2 separate regions of the Homo sapiens genome follow, and region 1 is linked to region 2. The links are chromatin loops, found by intact Hi-C in ENCODE. Cell type or tissue: chondrocyte. All regions are shown on one strand. Each heading gives the region's core, and the rest is flanking DNA. Links, peaks and the distances in the headings are about the cores only. Region 1 overlaps THEMIS2 (thymocyte selection associated family member 2). Region 2 overlaps EYA3 (EYA transcriptional coactivator and phosphatase 3).

Region 1 (8,056 bases), core at 3,948-7,947, 100 kb before region 2:
GGGCACTCAGAAGGGGCTGGCTGCGTGGTTGGTTAGGAGCACTGGCTCTGGAGGCAAACACCCTGGGTTCAACCTAGGTTTTTTTTTTTTTTTTTGAGACAGAGTCTGGCTCTGTTGCCCAGGCTGGAGTGCAGTGGCACGATACAGCTCACTGCGGCCTCGACCTCCTGGGCTCAAGTGATCCTCCCACCTCAGCTTCCTGAGAGGCTGGGACCACAGGCACGCACCAGGACAACGTCCAGCTAATTTTTGTATTTTTTGTAAAGATGGGGTTTTGTCATTTTGCCCAGGCCGGTCTCAAACCCCTGGACTCAAGTGATCTGCCTGCCTCGGCCTCCCAAAGTGTTAGGATTACAGGCATGAGCCACCACACCAGGCCCTGTTTTTTGTTTAATAGAACATAGGTTGTGTGTGATAGCTCATGCTTATAATCTCAACACTTTGGGAGGCTGAGGTGGGAAGATTGCTTGAGCCTAGGAGTTCGAGATCAGCCCTGGCAACATGGTGAGACATCATGTCTACAAAAAATTTTAAAATAAAAAATTGCAGGGTGTGGTGGCTCATGCTTGTAATCCCAGCACTTTGGGAGGCTGAGGCAGGAGGATCACTTGAACTCAGGGGTTCAAGACCAACCTGGGTAACATACTGAGACCGTGTCTCTACACAAAATAAAAAAATTAGTCAGGTGTGATGGTGCATGCCTGTAGTCTCAGCAACTCAGGAGGCTGAGGTGGGAGGATTGCTTGAGCCTGGGAGGTTGAGGTTGCAGTGAGCTATGATTGCACCACTGCACTCCAGTCTGGGCGACAGTGAGACTCTGTCTCGAAAAAAAGGACGAGGTCTGTGTTGCCCAGGCTGGTCTTGAATTCCTGTCCTCAAGCAGTCCTCCCACTTTAGCCTCCCAAAGTGTTGGGATTACAAGCGTGAGCCACCGCACCCAGCCATAACTTCCAGTTCTGCCTCCTATTACCTGATCATCATGTACAACCTACTCAGCCCCTGAGAGGCTGTTTCTTTTTCTTCTTCTTCTTTTTTTTTTTTGAGATGGAGTCTCCCTCTGTCACCCAGGCTGGAGTGCAGTAGCCTGATTTCAGCTCACTGCAACCTCCACCTCCTGGGTTCAAGCAATTCTCCTGCCTCAGCCTCCTGAGTAGCTGGGATTACAGGTGCCAACCTCCACACTGGGCTAATTTTTGTATTTTTAGTAGAGACGGGGTTTCACCATGTTGGCCAGGCTGATCTCGAACTCCTGATCTCAGGTGATCCCCCTGTCTTGGCCTCCCAAAGTGCTGGGATTACAGGCATGAGCCACCATTCCTGGCCAGCTGTTTCATTATTTAGGAAATTGAAACTGCCTGTCTCCGCAAGAGCAGTCATGGGTCTTAAACACAATGACGCATCAGTAGCCCTTGGCACAGTGCCGGGTATCTGTAGTACCACAGCTGCTGTTCTCACCAGTCTGGAAGGCCCATGCTCTGACATTGTAAACAGACTGTGGTTTATGACTGGTGGGCATTTTCCTGGCAGTACGTGGGGAGGTTTTCATCAGTTTCTCAGGGCTGATGTTGGAGCTGCCCTGTGGGTGGGGCTGGGTTCAGGTGGCCTCAAGGTCCTGCCACGTAGTCTGTTGTCCTCCATTAGCTGGATGGAGAGACTGTGCACTCGTGTGTGCGTGAGAGATCTTTATTGAGCAACTTCTGTGTTCTCGACACCACTTACACACTTTAATTAATTAATTTATTTTTATTTATTATTTTTTTTTTGAGACGGAGTCTCACTCTGTCACCCAGGCTGGAGTGAAGTGGCGTGATCTCGGCTCACTGCAAGCTCCGCCTCCCGGGTTCACGCCATTCTCCTGCCTCAGCCTCCCGAGTAGCTGGAACTACAGGTGCCCGCCACCATGCCTGGCTAATTTTTTTTGTATTTTTAGTAGAGTCGGGGTTTCCCTGTGTTAGCCAGGATGGTCTCGATCTCCTGATCTCGTGATCCACCCACCTTGGCCCCCCAAAGTGCTGGGATTACAGGCGTGAGCCACCGCGCCCAACCCTCACTTACACACTTTAAACCAGGAAAGCAGAACTTTGCCCATTGGGCCTCACTCTGTCAGTGCCCCTCTATTTTCCAGGGTGCTAGGAGGGCTGGGTACCGGCCCTGGCTCCGGGTGATCTCCAGGGAGCCACTGACCCCTCTCTGAGCCTGATTTTGTAGCTGTACACTAAGGGAATCCCAACTCCCTTAGTGTACAGCTACAAAATCAGGCTCAGAGAGGGGGATTCACTGGGTTATTTACTGATTTGTGGACTTACCACATACTCAGAGGCCAAGCCCTGTGCTGGCTGCAGTGATGTTGAGATGGATCAGCCCTGCCTGTGAACTCAGTGGAGGAGGCACGGGGATGTGAAAAAGGCCAGAGAAGTGTGCCACAGCGGGGTGCACCGATGCCAGGAGGGGCAAGGACAGCTGAGGACGACTGAACCTGTGGGCATGAGGCAGGAACGACAGAGCAGGGCATGCCAGGCAGCAGGCACCATGTGCAAAGGCATGGCAGAGCAGAGCTTGTTGGGCACCAGGGCACAGGCTGCCCAGCACTTGGCCCTTGTCCAATGGGGAAATGGAGTCCTTGTCTCCGCAGGCTCCATCTATGAGATCTCTGGGAATGAGTGCTGCCTCTCCACGGGGGACCTGATCAAGGTCACCCAGGTCCGCCTCCAGAAGGTGGTCTGTGAGAACCCGAAGACCAGCCAGACCATGGAGCTCGCCCCCAACTTCCAGGGTAAGGTGGGCACCTCTGCCTCCCCATGTGCCCTGGCACTCTCCTGGCACACCCGCAGGCTGCTCGTGGGCTTGCCACGTCCAGCAGTCACTCCCTCCCCTCGGGGTTTGCTCCCGAGGCCCTCACATTCACCACAACCCAGCCTCAAGGGTGGGGATGTCCTCAGAGGGTCGGCAATGCCCTGGACTCAGAGAGGTTGCACCCTCTCCCTCTCAGTCTCTGGTCACACCTGCCTCTGTTCCAAGCCCTGTCCAGGTGCCTGTCTCTGAGTTCACTCACACATTCACTCCCCAAACATCTGCAGACACCCATGTGTGCCAGGCTCCGTGTGGCGGGCTGTGGGTATGGGGGTCAGGATGAATCAGGTGCCACCCTCTCCAGTGGGGAGCTTCTGGGATGACAGTGAGAGGAGGCCAACAGTAAAAGGAGTCATAAGCTTTAGAGAGGGGTCTGAGCAACAGTAACCTGCCTCAGGATCTGTGAGGGCTTCTTGGAGGAGGTGGCATCTGAACCAGAAGAAAGATCCCAGCCACAGGGAGTAGCATGTGCACATTTGGTGCTCAGGAAACCCCAAGGAGCTCAATTCTTATTATTTTTTTTTATTTTTACTTTTTGGAGATGGAGTCTCGCTCTGTCACCCAAGCTGGAGTGCAGTGGCGTGATCTGGACTCACTGCAAGCTCTGCCTCCCGGGTTCCCACCATTCTACTGCCTCAGCCTCCCGAGTAGCTGGGACTACAGGCGCCCGCCACCACACCCAGCTAATTTTTTTTGTATTTTTAGTAGAGACAAAGTTTCACCGTGTTAACCAGGATGATCTCGATCTCCTGACCTCGTGATCTGCCCGCCTTGGCCTCCCAAAGTGCTGGGATTACAGGCATGAGCCACCATGCCCGGCCAGAGCTCAATTATTTTAAGAGGCATGTAGTGTGGTGGGCCATGGCCTGGACCCTGAAGCCAGTGGCCTGGAATTGAATCCCAGTGGCCTTGGGCAAGCTAGGCAGGTTCCTCTCTGGGCCTCTCTGGGACCTCCCTGGGCCTCAGTTTCCTCTTCTGTAATGAGGGCGATTAGGCTTGATATGAGGATGAAATGAGCTGATATGTATACAGCACTTAGAAGGGGGCCTGGGACAGGCTGGGTGCAGTGGCTGGTGGCTCATGCCTGTGATCCCAGCTCTTTGGGAGGCTGAGGCGGGTGGATCACCTGAGGTCAGGAGTTCAAGACCAGCCCGGCCAACATGGTGAAACCCCATCTCTGCTAAAAATACAAAAATTAGCTAGGGGTGGTGGGGGGCACCTGTAATCCCAGCTATTCAGGAGGCTGAGGCATGAGAATCACTTGAACCTGGGAGGTGGAGGTTGCAGCCTGTGCAATAGAGAGAGACTCTGTCTCTCAAAAAAAAAAAAAAAAAAAGTGGGGAGGGGGCACCTGGTACAAAGCAGGCACACTCTGAGGACTGGCTGTTATGTGACTGCCTGCCAGATGCGGGAAAGTGTGGCTTCCAGGTTAGGGGCAAGTTGTGTGGGGAGCCGCAGGAGCCACACCACCTGGGGGCTATGTGGTGTGCTGACACTGTTTGTTCTTTATTTCGAAGGCAATGAGGAGCCAGTGAGGGTTTTTTGTTTCATTTTTAGTAGAGACAGGGTCTTGCTATGTTCTCCAGCCTGGTCTCACTCAAACTCTTGGGTTCATGTGATCCTCCTGCCTCGGCCTCCCAAAGTGTTGGCATTACAGGCGTGAGCCAGTGTGCCCAGCCAAAAACGGCCTCAGGTTTCCTTTTTTCTTTCCCCCGTCAAGTGTTAAACATTTGTTACATGTGTTTCTCTCCCTCTCCATACATACACACACACGAATGTATTACTATATGTGTATATATGGATGTGTTTTTTCTGAACCATTTGAGAGTAAATTGCAGACATGTTCCCTTTTACATCTATATATTACCCCTAAATATTATAGTATCTCCCCAAAACAAGGACATTCATTCACATGGTTCAATGATCAAATTCAGGAAACTTAATTTTGGTACAGTACTACTGCCTAATCCATGGGCTGTATTTGAATTCCAGCAACTATCCTCATAATATGCTTTATAGCAGTTTTTCCCCTCAATCCAGAGTCCAGTCCTAGATCACACATCATATTCAGTTGTCCTGTTTCTTCATTCTCCTTCAGACTGGAACAGTTCCTCTGCCTTTGTCTTGACATTGACATTTTGAAGCATCTGGACCAGTACTTATGTAGAATATCCCTCAGTCCCAGCTTGTGCAGTGTTTCCTCGATTAGCTTCAGGTTGTGGGTTTGGGGCAGGAAAAGCTTGCTTCCCAAAAGCGGTATCATGTCTGGAAGCGAGGTATTTAGGCCAGCTGCTGGCGGAATGGGTGGGGGCTGGAGGGAGGGGGTGCAGGGACAGTCGGGCAGTCACTATTGGCAGCCAGGATGCAGGGGTAAAGTGGGTGGTCTGAGGTGGCTCTGGCCAGCAGCTCCTGGGATGTTCGTTTGGGAGAGAGGGACGGCAGGTTTTGGATGAGTGGGATCGGACCTGTGGAGAGGCATCTGGAGGAAAGGCTAAGATGGCAGTTAGAGGCAGGTAGGGTCAGGAGCTTGGAGAGTGTGGAAGTCTAGTGTGTCTGTCAGGGAATGTGTCCCTCTTCCATTCTCTGTGTCTCTGGTGACAAGTCTCTCTCGGTTCCTACTTCCTGTCTCTCCCTGTCCCTTCATGCACTGCCACTTTCTGCCCTGTGTCCCTCAGCCCTGCAGCCCAGATGTCCAGATGCAAATCTGTCATTGACACCTGTCCCTGGGGGATTCTGGCTGGGTCATCTGCAGGGCCAGACTGGGGTCTGGACCTGACAAAGGCCTGCCCCACCCTGACACCCCACAGTGACCTGCCTGCTCTCTGCTGTCCCCCACAGGCTACTTCACCCCCCTCAACACCCCACAGAGCTATGAAACCCTGGAGGAGCTGGTCTCTGCCACAACTCAGAGCTCCAAGCAGCTGCCCACTTGCTTCATGTCGACCCACAGGATTGTCACAGAGGGCAGGGTGGTGACTGAGGACCAGCTCCTCATGCTTGAGGCTGTGGTGATGCACCTCGGGATCCGCTCTGCCCGCTGTGTCCTGGGCATGGAGGGTCAGCAGGTCATCCTGCACCTGCCCCTATCCCAGAAGGGGCCCTTCTGGACATGGGAGCCTAGTGCCCCTCGAACTCTGCTCCAGGTCCTACAGGATCCAGCCCTGAAAGACCTCGTCCTCACCTGCCCCACCCTGCCCTGGCATTCCCTGATCCTGCGGCCCCAGTATGAGATCCAAGCCATCATGCACAGTGAGTTGCCTGGGCAGATGGATGCGCGCTGCTGGGGGAGAGAAAGAGGGTTGCCCCTGGGAGCTGCTCTGATGGAAGACACCCCCACCCCATCCCTGAGGATCAGCTGGAACTTCAGGTTGCTCCCTCTGTATTACACTGAAGTTATTCTTTTTTTTTGAGATGGAGTTTCGCTCTTGTTGCCCAAGCTGGAGTGCAATGGTGTGATCTTGGCTCACCCTCCAGAGTCAAGCGATTCTCCTGCCTCAGCCTCCCGAGTAGCTGGGATTACAGGCGTGCACCACCATGCCCGGCTAATTTTTTGTATTTTTAGTAGAAACGGAGTGTCACCATGTTAGCGAGGCAGGTCTTGAACTCCTGACCTCAGGTGGTCCACCCGCCTTGGCCTCCCAAAGTGCTGGGATTACAGGCGTGAGCCACCGTTCCTGGCCAGTTATTCTTATTGATGCTCAAATTATCTCGGCTACGCCAGGTGCAGTGGCTCACGCATGTAATACCAGCACTTTGGAGGATCGCTTGATCTCAGGTGTTCCAGACCAGACTAGGCAACATAGCAAGACCCCCATCTCTACAAAAATTTTTTTAAAAAATTAGCTAGGCTTAGTGCTTGTAGTAGCAGCTACTCTGGAGGCTGAGGCAGGAGGATCACTTGAGCCCAGGAGTTCAAGGTTGTAGTGAGCTATGATCACACCCTTGCACTCCAGCCTGGGCAACAGGGCGAGACCTCATCTCTCTCTTTTTTGAAGCAGAGTCTTGCTCTGTCACCCAGGCTGGAGTACAATGGTTGATCTCAGCTCACTGCAACCTCCATCTCCCAGGTTCAAGCGATTCTCTTGCCTCAGCCTCCCTAGTAGTTGGGATTATAGGCGCCCGCCACCATGCCCAGATAATTTTTTTGTATATTTAGTAGAGACAGGGTTTCGCCATATCGGCCAGGCTGGTCTGGAACTCCTGACCTCAGGTGATCTGCCCACCTCGGCCTCCCAGAGTGCTGGGATTACAGGCGTGAGCCACCGAGCACAGCCTAAAAATAATAATTTTAAAATTTATTTTTCTTTTTTCTTAATACTTGGAGGAAAAAAAATAAAAATAGTAATTTTTTTAAGAAGGTTGGGGCCAAGCACAGTGGCTCACGCCTGTAATCCTAGAACTTTGGGAGGCCGAGGCAGGTGGATCACGAGGTCAGGAGATCAAGACCATCCTGGCTAACATGGTGAAACCCCGTCTCTACTAAAAATACAAAAAAATTAGCCGGGTGTGGTGGCGGGCACCTGTAGTCCCAGCTACTTGGGAGGCTGAGGCAGGAGAATGGCGTGAACCCAGGGGCTAGAGCTTGCAGTGAGCCAAGATCGCACCACTGCACTCCAGCCTGAGCGACAAGAGCGAGACTCCATCTCAAAAAAAAAAAGAAGGTTGAAGGGAAAGCATGTGTGGGAATGTGGCGTAGTGTAAATTGGAAGATTCTGATTGGAAAGAAAAGATGGCAGCGGGGGCCGGGCGTGGTGGCTCATGCCTGTAATCCCAGCACTTTGGGAGGCCAAGGTGGGAGGATCACCTGAGGACAGGAGTTCGAGACCAGCCTGGCCAACATGGTGAAACCCCATCTCTACTAAAACTACAAAAATTAGCTGGGCATGGTGGCGGGCGCCTGTAATCCCAGCTACTCGGGAGGCTGAGGTGGAAGAACTGCTTGAATCTGGGAGGTGGAGGTTGCAGTGAGCCGAGACTGTGCCATTGCATTCCAGCCTGTGCGACAAGGGCACTCCATCTCGAGTGAAACTCCATCTCAAAAAAAAAAAAAGAAAGAAAAGACAGCAGCGGGAGGGAGGCCAGCCGGCCCAGCCAATGCTCTATGCCTGGGGTGGGGGCCACTCCTGGGGTGGCATGCAGTGCCACTGAGCTGCCCCTCTCCACAGTGCGCAGGACCATTGTCAAGATCCCTTCTACCCTGGAGGTC
Region 2 (8,056 bases), core at 1,298-5,297:
TGGGAGTCTGAGGTGGGTGGATCACCTGAAGTCAGGAGTTTGAGACCAGCCTGGCCAAAATGGCAAAACCCTGTCTCTACTAAAAGTACAAAAATTAGCTGGGAGTGGTGGTGTGCACCTGTAGTCCCAGCTACTTGGGAGGCTGAGGTACGAGAATCGCTTGAACCCAGGAGGCGGAGGCTGCAGTGAGCCAAGATCATGCCACTGCACTCCAGCCTGGGCGATGGAGTGAGACTCCATCTCAAAAACAAAACAAAACAAAAAAAAGAATGCCAGACTAGTATGTGAAGGTAGAGAAATTTTTGCTCAGTGGAAGGGGGAACACCCTAACAGCTTGGTTGATCCCACGGTGGAATAGGCTACTGGGAACCAGTGTCCTCATCCTTGGGCATATTCAAGCAAGGACTAGAGAGACTTCTGTCAGAAAGGCTGCAGAAAATATCCTTCACAGAGTATAGGTTGAACTGGATAAAGTGCTAAGGCATTTTCCAATTGGTATATACTTTGTTTGTTTTTTTTGAGACAGGGTCTTGTTCTGTTGCCCAGGCTGGAGTGCAGTGGCACGATCTCGGCTCACTGCAACCTCCGCCTTCAGGGTTCAAGCAATTCTTGTGCCTCAGCCTCCCGAGTAGCTGGGATTACAGGAGTGCACCACCATGCCCGGCTAATTTTTATATTTTTAGTAGAGACGGGATTTCACCATGTTGGCCAGGCTAGTCTCGAACTCCTGACCTCAGGTGATTTGCCTGCCTCAGCCTCCCCAAGTGCTAGGATTATAGGCATGAGCCACCGTGCCCAGCCTCAATGGATGTATTCTGTTGTAGATGATTAAAGACATTAGCTCAGAGTTACCAACTCTGCTGATGAGTTGTTCTCTCCCCCATACCCTTCTTCAGACCAGGAAACATTGATGCCTACACCCACTAGTGTCTTTCCCAAAGAGGGCAACAAGAAGCACTTTAGAATCAAAGCTTCATAACATATGTGAAAAAATAAGGATCCCTGAATTGCTACATAAAGTGACAAATGAAAACATGAGATAATAATGCCAACTGATTACCAATCTCATAGTTTATTATAGTTGCTAAGGTTTCCACTTAACTGGATGAAGAGTATCAGGGCAGTTGGTTCTAGCTGGCAACCCAATGCCTCCATGTCTAAGAAATAGAGTTGCTGGAAGAAAATAAATTGGGATAGGGAGGGAAAGAACTTCTACAGATCCATTTAGCAGATGAGGATACTCAAAGAGGATAATTGTTCAAATTCACATAGCTGAGACACAGATGGGATTTTAAGTTCTATAGCCAAGACTCTTTCATCTATTGTTTCCTATATTAAGAAGGGGTGACCTGGGCCAGGCGTGGTGGCTCAAACCTGTAATCCCAGCACTTTGGGAGGCCGAGGCAGGCGGATCACAAGGTCAGGAGTTCGAGACCAGCCTGGCCAATACGGGAAACCCCGTCTCTACTAAAAATACAAAAATTAGTTGGGCATGGTGGCGGGTGCCTGTAGTCCCAGCCACTTGGGAGGCTGAGGAAGGAAAATTGCTTGAACCCAGGAGGCGGAGGTTGCAGTGAGCCAAGACTGTGCCACTGCATTCCAGCCTGGGAGATAGAGTGAGACTCTATCTCAAAAACAGAAAAAAAAAGAAAAAAGAAAAAAAGAAGGGGTGACCTGAAGTTGGGACCTGTATAGTGGTGGGGTTAACATCAGAACAATCTTTCCAGGGCTCAAAGGCAGGAAAGACTTTCTCTACAGAAACAGCTATTGGTTGTACTGTCTGAGAACTTGAAGCATGGAAAAGAAAGAATGATTAGCCTTTTTGCAGTCAAGTCTGATGCTTGAGAAGGCACTGTCTTTGAAGATGGAAGATGGGGCACATCTCAGGTTTAATGATGGGATCCCTGTAGAAGGGCTTAAAGATTTTAAGATTCTTGAGTGACAGGGAGGAAGAGGAAGGGATGGATCTAAAAACTTAAGAGGAAAAACTCCATCTGGAGAAAAAAAAGACCCTCTTTTTCTTTAAAGAAAAATGGGAGAGGAAGAAAGAGAAAATATTATAAATGCATAATAGATTGCTAAGATTTTGTAGTTTTTCCCATTTTTCTCATTACTCGATGTACAACCACATAGACTATTTTTCTTTACCATGGTTACCTGTTTGGCTGCAATTTCTTCATCTCGTCCATCTCCAATCACTACATATGTGACTTTCTTTCCAAACCTTGACACAATTCTCTCAAAGCAGCTCTCCTTACCTGATGAGAAAAAGAAATTTCCTGTTAGAATACTCTTCTCTTCTTTTCAAAACCAAAGAAGAGGGCTGCTGCTAGGTTCACCTGCCTGTGCTTAGGTGGACTAAGTGACAGCCCATGTAGTTTGCTTGCTGGGGAGTAGGGATGGGAGCTAGAGATCCAGTAGACCCTCTGCCCAAAGAATGTGAAGTTGTGCCATTAAAATAACTTGGCCGGGCATGGTGGCTCAAGCCTGTAATCCCAGCACTTTGGGAGACCGAGGCGGGCGAATCACCTGAGGTCGGGAATTTGAGACCAGCCTGACCAACATGGAGAAACCCCGTCTCTACTAAAAAACAAAATTAGCTGGGCATGGCGGCGCGTGCCTGTAATCCCAGCTACTGGGGAGGCTGAGGCAGGAGAATCGCTTGAACCCGGGAGGCGGAGGTTGCAGTGAGCCGAGATCATGCCATCGCACTCCAGCCTGGGCAACAAGAGCGAACTCTGTCTCAAAACAAACAAACAAACAACCCAAAAACTTATTTTAACCTTCACGTTGAGGGTGAAGTCCCTAAGATCTTAGTGTGAGGGAATTTCTATAAATGGGAAAGATTAATAGGTTTAGTGACTTGCCCCTAGATCACAAACAAGCAAGTAGCTAGAACTTGGGGCCCCTGACTCCAAATCTAGGCTCTGGTCATTGTGTCATAATGAATGAATGATTTTTGGGGTGAAATGTTTTAGGGTAGAAAAGAGAAGTGAAAACACAAGGCCCTGATTTCTTGTTAGAAACAATAACAAACAAAAAGCCATTTCCCTCCAATTCTTCATTTCCCAGAAACAGTCCTGGGTATAGGCCTTACGTCTTTCAGTGAGAGAACAGCCCCAGAATAGAACTGAGAACAGTGACCAATAAATATGGCATCAACATTTGTCATATCTGGAACCTCCTTACTTACTATACCTTGTAGTTGTAACCAAGATACTGCATCACTGAAATTGACCTTGGGAAATGGGTGATTTAAATCCATTTCTCAGAACTGCAGACAGTTTTGAGAAACATGGCAGTGTATCAAAACTCAAATCCCATCTGCAACCAACACCTAAAACATACACAGATCATACTGCTGTGGGAAAGATACTTTATTTGTATAAATAAAAAGAAGTTATATCCCTTGCTCTTTTTATCTCCCTGCTTCTGCCACCTTCTTCAGTTAAACAAGGTCCTAACTTTGGCTTTCTTCTTCATCCTGCTCTATTAACCTTCTTGTTCTTTCCCCTTGCCCAACAGAGTGACTTAGCACCAGGGTTCCTGTGTAAATAAGATAAAGCTGCCTCTTCCTCAAGACATTTGACTGCCATCTGCTGGAAAATCACTGTAATATATAAATATACAAATCTAAGATAACTGTAACATAATTGGCCAGAACTTATACTTCCATACGCAGAAGTCCTACTTGGCACAGAAGTTGTGCAGATATGTAACTGCAAATCTTTGACATCCTTAACCCAGTGGCACTTCAAAACAGACGGACTAGTCAACTGGACCAGACACTAGATCACTCTGGGCTCAGCTGGCCACTTACAATACAAGGCTTGGCTTAGGTGCACTTGGGTCTCTTTTAGTGCTAATATTTTACAATAGAATTGTCATGCCTTACATTCATATGAGGGATTCAATCAATGTTTGCTGAGTAAATTCATATTAATCTCACAAATGATTCAGTGGAGGACTGTAGTCCAGGTCTTATGCCTCAATTCAGTTCAAACATTAAACCATTCAACTAATAATAAATTCTTATTATGTTCATGGTGTTGAAGAGTTCTTTAATTCCATTTCACCCATTACAGCTTTACAAACTAAGCCAACCTCCACCAGATGCACAGTCTACTATGATCTGTCTGTAGCAAAAAACTTTTTTAAGTGAGTCAGTTTGACTTTCTTGTAAGACTCAACAAAGGCAGTAACTCATATTTTGAGGATAAGAACACAGACATTTTCACTGTCCTGGCATGCAATGATCAAGGATGAAATATACTCTGTAATGTCTCCTTTAAAAGGATTAAGAGGCCAAGAGAGTTATTAACAGCTCAAAGTAAAGAAGCAGCTCCATGAAAACAGGACTCACTCCAATACAGTTGGTAAAATACTTCCATTTCTGGATATGAGCTTTCCTGTTCAGGAGGATGAGGCCAATGATTAATCAGTTTACCATATGTCAAGCAATTGAAGCTGGTGAACTGTAAGATCAGCCAAATCTTTGGAGAATATTAGTCCCTGGGTTTTCTCTATTAAAATATTTCTAGCCAGGAGCGGTGGCTCAAGTCTGCAATCCCAGCACTTTGGGAGGCCTAAGGCAGGAGGATTACTTGAGCACAAGAGTTTGAGATTAGCTTGGGCAACACAGTGGGACCTTTTCCCTACAAAAAATTAAAAAATTAGCTGGGTATGGTGGTGGAACACGCCTGAAGTCCTGGCTACTCAGGAGGCTGATGTGGGTGGATCGCTTGAGCGTGGGAAGGTTAAGGTTGCAATGGGCTATAATCGTGCCACTGCACTCCAGCCTAGGTACCAGAGTGAGACCCTGTCTCAAGAAAACCCCCCAAAACAAAAAAAACTTCTGACATTTTCAGAAATTATTTTGAGAATTCTCTTTAATGTCCCCAAATCACAGAATGGCCATTAAGAGAACCATATTTTGCTATCATTTCAGAGGAAGTGAAAAAGTATTTCTTCTCCTTGCTCCCATTTCACAGTTCTGTGAAGAAAAGCCTCAAGCCTCCTACTGTGGTTACCATAGCACCAGATCCCACTGCAGCTTTGCAAATTAGCTCTGGATGAACTGAGACTGAGGAAAAATACCAAATAAGCACACTTACTGACAGAGGGAATGAGATCATTTCCATTAGCCTGATGAGCCTGCGGGTGCCAGGTCTCAGTATAATAAGCACTACAGAAAATCTGTCTTTCAGATGTGGGAGGCTCAGTGAGTGCTCTGGGTTCCTATGATATACATAAAGCAACCGGCAGCAGGAACAATATCTGAAGGGAGCGCTTTCATATATGTTCCCTTCCACCCAATCCCTTGTAAATGAAATAATTCAACCATACAAAAAAGCATGGAGAATTACCAGCCTTGACAACAAAGTGAGACCCCATTTCTACAAAAAATAGGAAAAGTTAGGCATGGCGGTGTGCATCTATAATCCCAAGCTACTCGAAAAGCTGAGGTGGGAGGGTTGCTTGAGCCAGGGAGGTCGAGGCTGTAGTGAGTCGTGATCACTGAACTCTAGCCTGGTGAGACCCTGTCTCAAAAAAAAAAAAAAAAGAAAAAAATGCCTACCACCAACGAAGCTTTGTAAAATCTTAACACTTCACAGTTGCTGTATTTATTTACTTATTTATGAGACAAAGTCTTGCTATGCCATCCAGGCTGAAGTACAGTGGCACAATCATAGCTCACTGCAGCCTCAAACTTGTGGGCTGAAGTGCTCCTCCCACCTTAGCCTCCAGAGTACCTAGGATTGTAGGTACAAGCCATCACACCTGGCTAATTTTTTTTTTTTTTTTTTTGAGACAGAGTCTTTCTCTGTTGCCCAGACTGGAGTGCAGTGGCGTGATCTTGGCTCACTGCAACCTCCGCCTCCCAGGCGCAAGCAATTCTCGTGCCTCAGCCTCCTAAGTAGCCAGGACTACAGGTGCCCGCCACCATGCCCAGCTAATTTTAGTAGAGACTGGGTTTCACCGTGATGCCCAGGGTGGTCTTGAACTCCTGAGCTCAGGCAATCCACCTGCCTCGGCCTCCCAAAGTGCTAGGATTACAGGCATGAGCCACGGCTCCTGGCCACACCTGGCTAATTAAAAAAATTTTTTTTGTAGAGATGGGGTCTGACTATGTTGTCCAGGCTGATCTCAAACTCCTGGTCTCAAGTGATTCTCCCACCTCAGCCACCCAAAGCCCTGGGATGACAGGCGTGAGCCACTCCACCTGACCCTTATAGTTGCTCTAGATTAAAAAAAAAAAAAAATCAAGACATTACAGAACAAAACTTTTCAAGTACTCCTAAAATGTAAATATTTTAAATCTTTATATAGATATTACATACTGTACATTTATCTGTCTGCAATGTTTTTTGTTCATCAGTTTTTCTTTTTTTTTGAGACAGAGTCTTGCTCTGTTGTCCAGGCTGGAGTGCAGTGGTGCAATCTTGGCTCACTATAATCTCCGCCTCCTGGGTTCAAGCTATTCTCAGGCCCCCGAGGAGCTGGGATTACAGGCGCACACCACCATGCCCAGCTAATTTTTGTATTTTTTGCAGAGATGGGGTTTCACCATGTTGGCCAGGCAGGTGATCCACCCACCCTGGCCTCCCAAAGTGCTGGGATTACAGGCGTGAGCCACCGCGCTTGGCCTATTGTTTTTAATATTAATCCTTATGAGTATATGTAATTTTACTTAATCCACTTTTAACTGCAATATAGCATTCTGTTGTTTGAATATATCTATCAATTTTCTGTTCATGGACAGGTTTACAGACCAATTATTTTCTATGATAAGCAAGTGTGCATCAAAAAAATCCTTGTACATGTCTCCTTGTACATGTAAGAATTACTCAAAGGTAGAGGTTAGCAAACTTTTTCTGTAAAGAGTCAGAGAGTATATAGTATATATTTTAGGCTTTGCAGGCCCTATGGTCCCTGTTGCAACTATTCAGCTCTGCTACTGTAGTGTGAAAGCAGCTATATAAATAAGTGGGCACGGTTTCAATAAAAACTTACACAAACAGCCAGAGGGTAGGATTTAGCCCATGGACTGTAATTTGCAGACCCCTGCTCTAAAGTATATATATATCTTAAAAGTGGAATTGCATGATCATAGGGTTATGTACACCTCAAACTTCATTAGACATTAACGTTCTCCAAAGCAGGTTATATCCATTTTCAATCCCACTTGCAGAGGCAGAGTTCCCATTACATTGTTAGATTTAAGTTTTTGTCTATCTGATGGTTGGAGAATGTACCACATTTAAATTTGCATTTTCTTGATTTGCAGTTCCTTAATTTGTGAGGTTAAGGACTTATTCATATATTTACTGACAGTTTTGTTTTCCTCTTCGGCAAACTGGTTGTTTCAAGGTTTTTGCCTATTTTTCTATATTCAAAATTGTCTCTTGCTTACTGATTTGCAGGAATTCTTTATAGATTCTGCATTCTTTTTCTTTTGAGATGGAGTTTCGCTCGTTGCCCAGGCTGGAGTGCAATGGCGCAATCTTGGCTTACTGCAACCTCTGCCTCCCCCACTCAAGCGATTCTCCTGCCTCAGTCTCCCCAGTAGCTAGGATTACAGGCGTGTGCCACCACGCCCAGCTAATTTTGTATTTTTAGTAGAGACAGGGTTTCACCATGTTGGTCAGGCTGCTCTCAAACTCCTGACCTCAGGTGATCCACCCACCTCGGCCTCCCAAAGTGCTGGGATTACAGGCATGAGCCATTAAGCCTGGCAGTTCTTCATAGATTCTGTATTCTAACTGCCAATTAAATGTGTTGTAAATACCTTATCCCAAAATGTGGGCTTGTCTTGTTACCTTTTTTCAAGAGACAAGGTCTCCTTCTGTTGCCCAGGCTAAAGTGCAGTGCAGTGGCACAGTCACAGCTCACTGCAGCCTCCTTGAACTCTTGGGCTCAAGTGATCCTCCCGCCTTAGCCTCTTGAGTAGCTGGGATTACAGGCACTCACCACCACACCCGGCTAATTTTTATTTTTATTTTTGTAGAGATGGGGCCTCACTATGTTACCCACGATGGTCCTGAACTCCTGGCCT

The links. Peaks named below come from ENCODE experiments on the same cell type or tissue, not always from the same donor. Only the 100,000 strongest peaks of a DNase experiment are listed, where the experiment ranks them.
Region 1: it touches region 2 in a loop (2.8-fold over the local background); 23 of 110 quality-filtered maps call a loop at or near these places.

Annotation. Positions count from the first base shown.
Region 1 is chr1:27,873,956-27,882,011 of GRCh38, forward strand. It overlaps THEMIS2 (thymocyte selection associated family member 2), which reads left to right. Exons shown (of 6, transcript NM_001105556.3): 2 at 2,633-2,773; 3 at 5,689-6,099; 4 at 8,016-8,056. Among named protein-coding and RNA genes, the nearest start is that of THEMIS2, 5.4 kb to the left of the region's middle. RefSeq lists an enhancer at 5,683-6,183. In chondrocyte, for the core only: no CTCF peak of the experiment used is centred there; a DNase peak (open chromatin) is centred at 5,976.
Region 2 is chr1:27,976,217-27,984,272 of GRCh38, forward strand. It overlaps EYA3 (EYA transcriptional coactivator and phosphatase 3), which reads right to left. Exons shown (of 18, transcript NM_001990.4): 17 at 2,158-2,258. Among named protein-coding and RNA genes, the nearest start is that of XKR8, 20 kb to the left of the region's middle. RefSeq lists a silencer at 6,828-7,028. In chondrocyte, for the core only: CTCF peaks have their summits at 3,591 (motif pointing left) and 3,803; no DNase peak of the experiment used is centred there.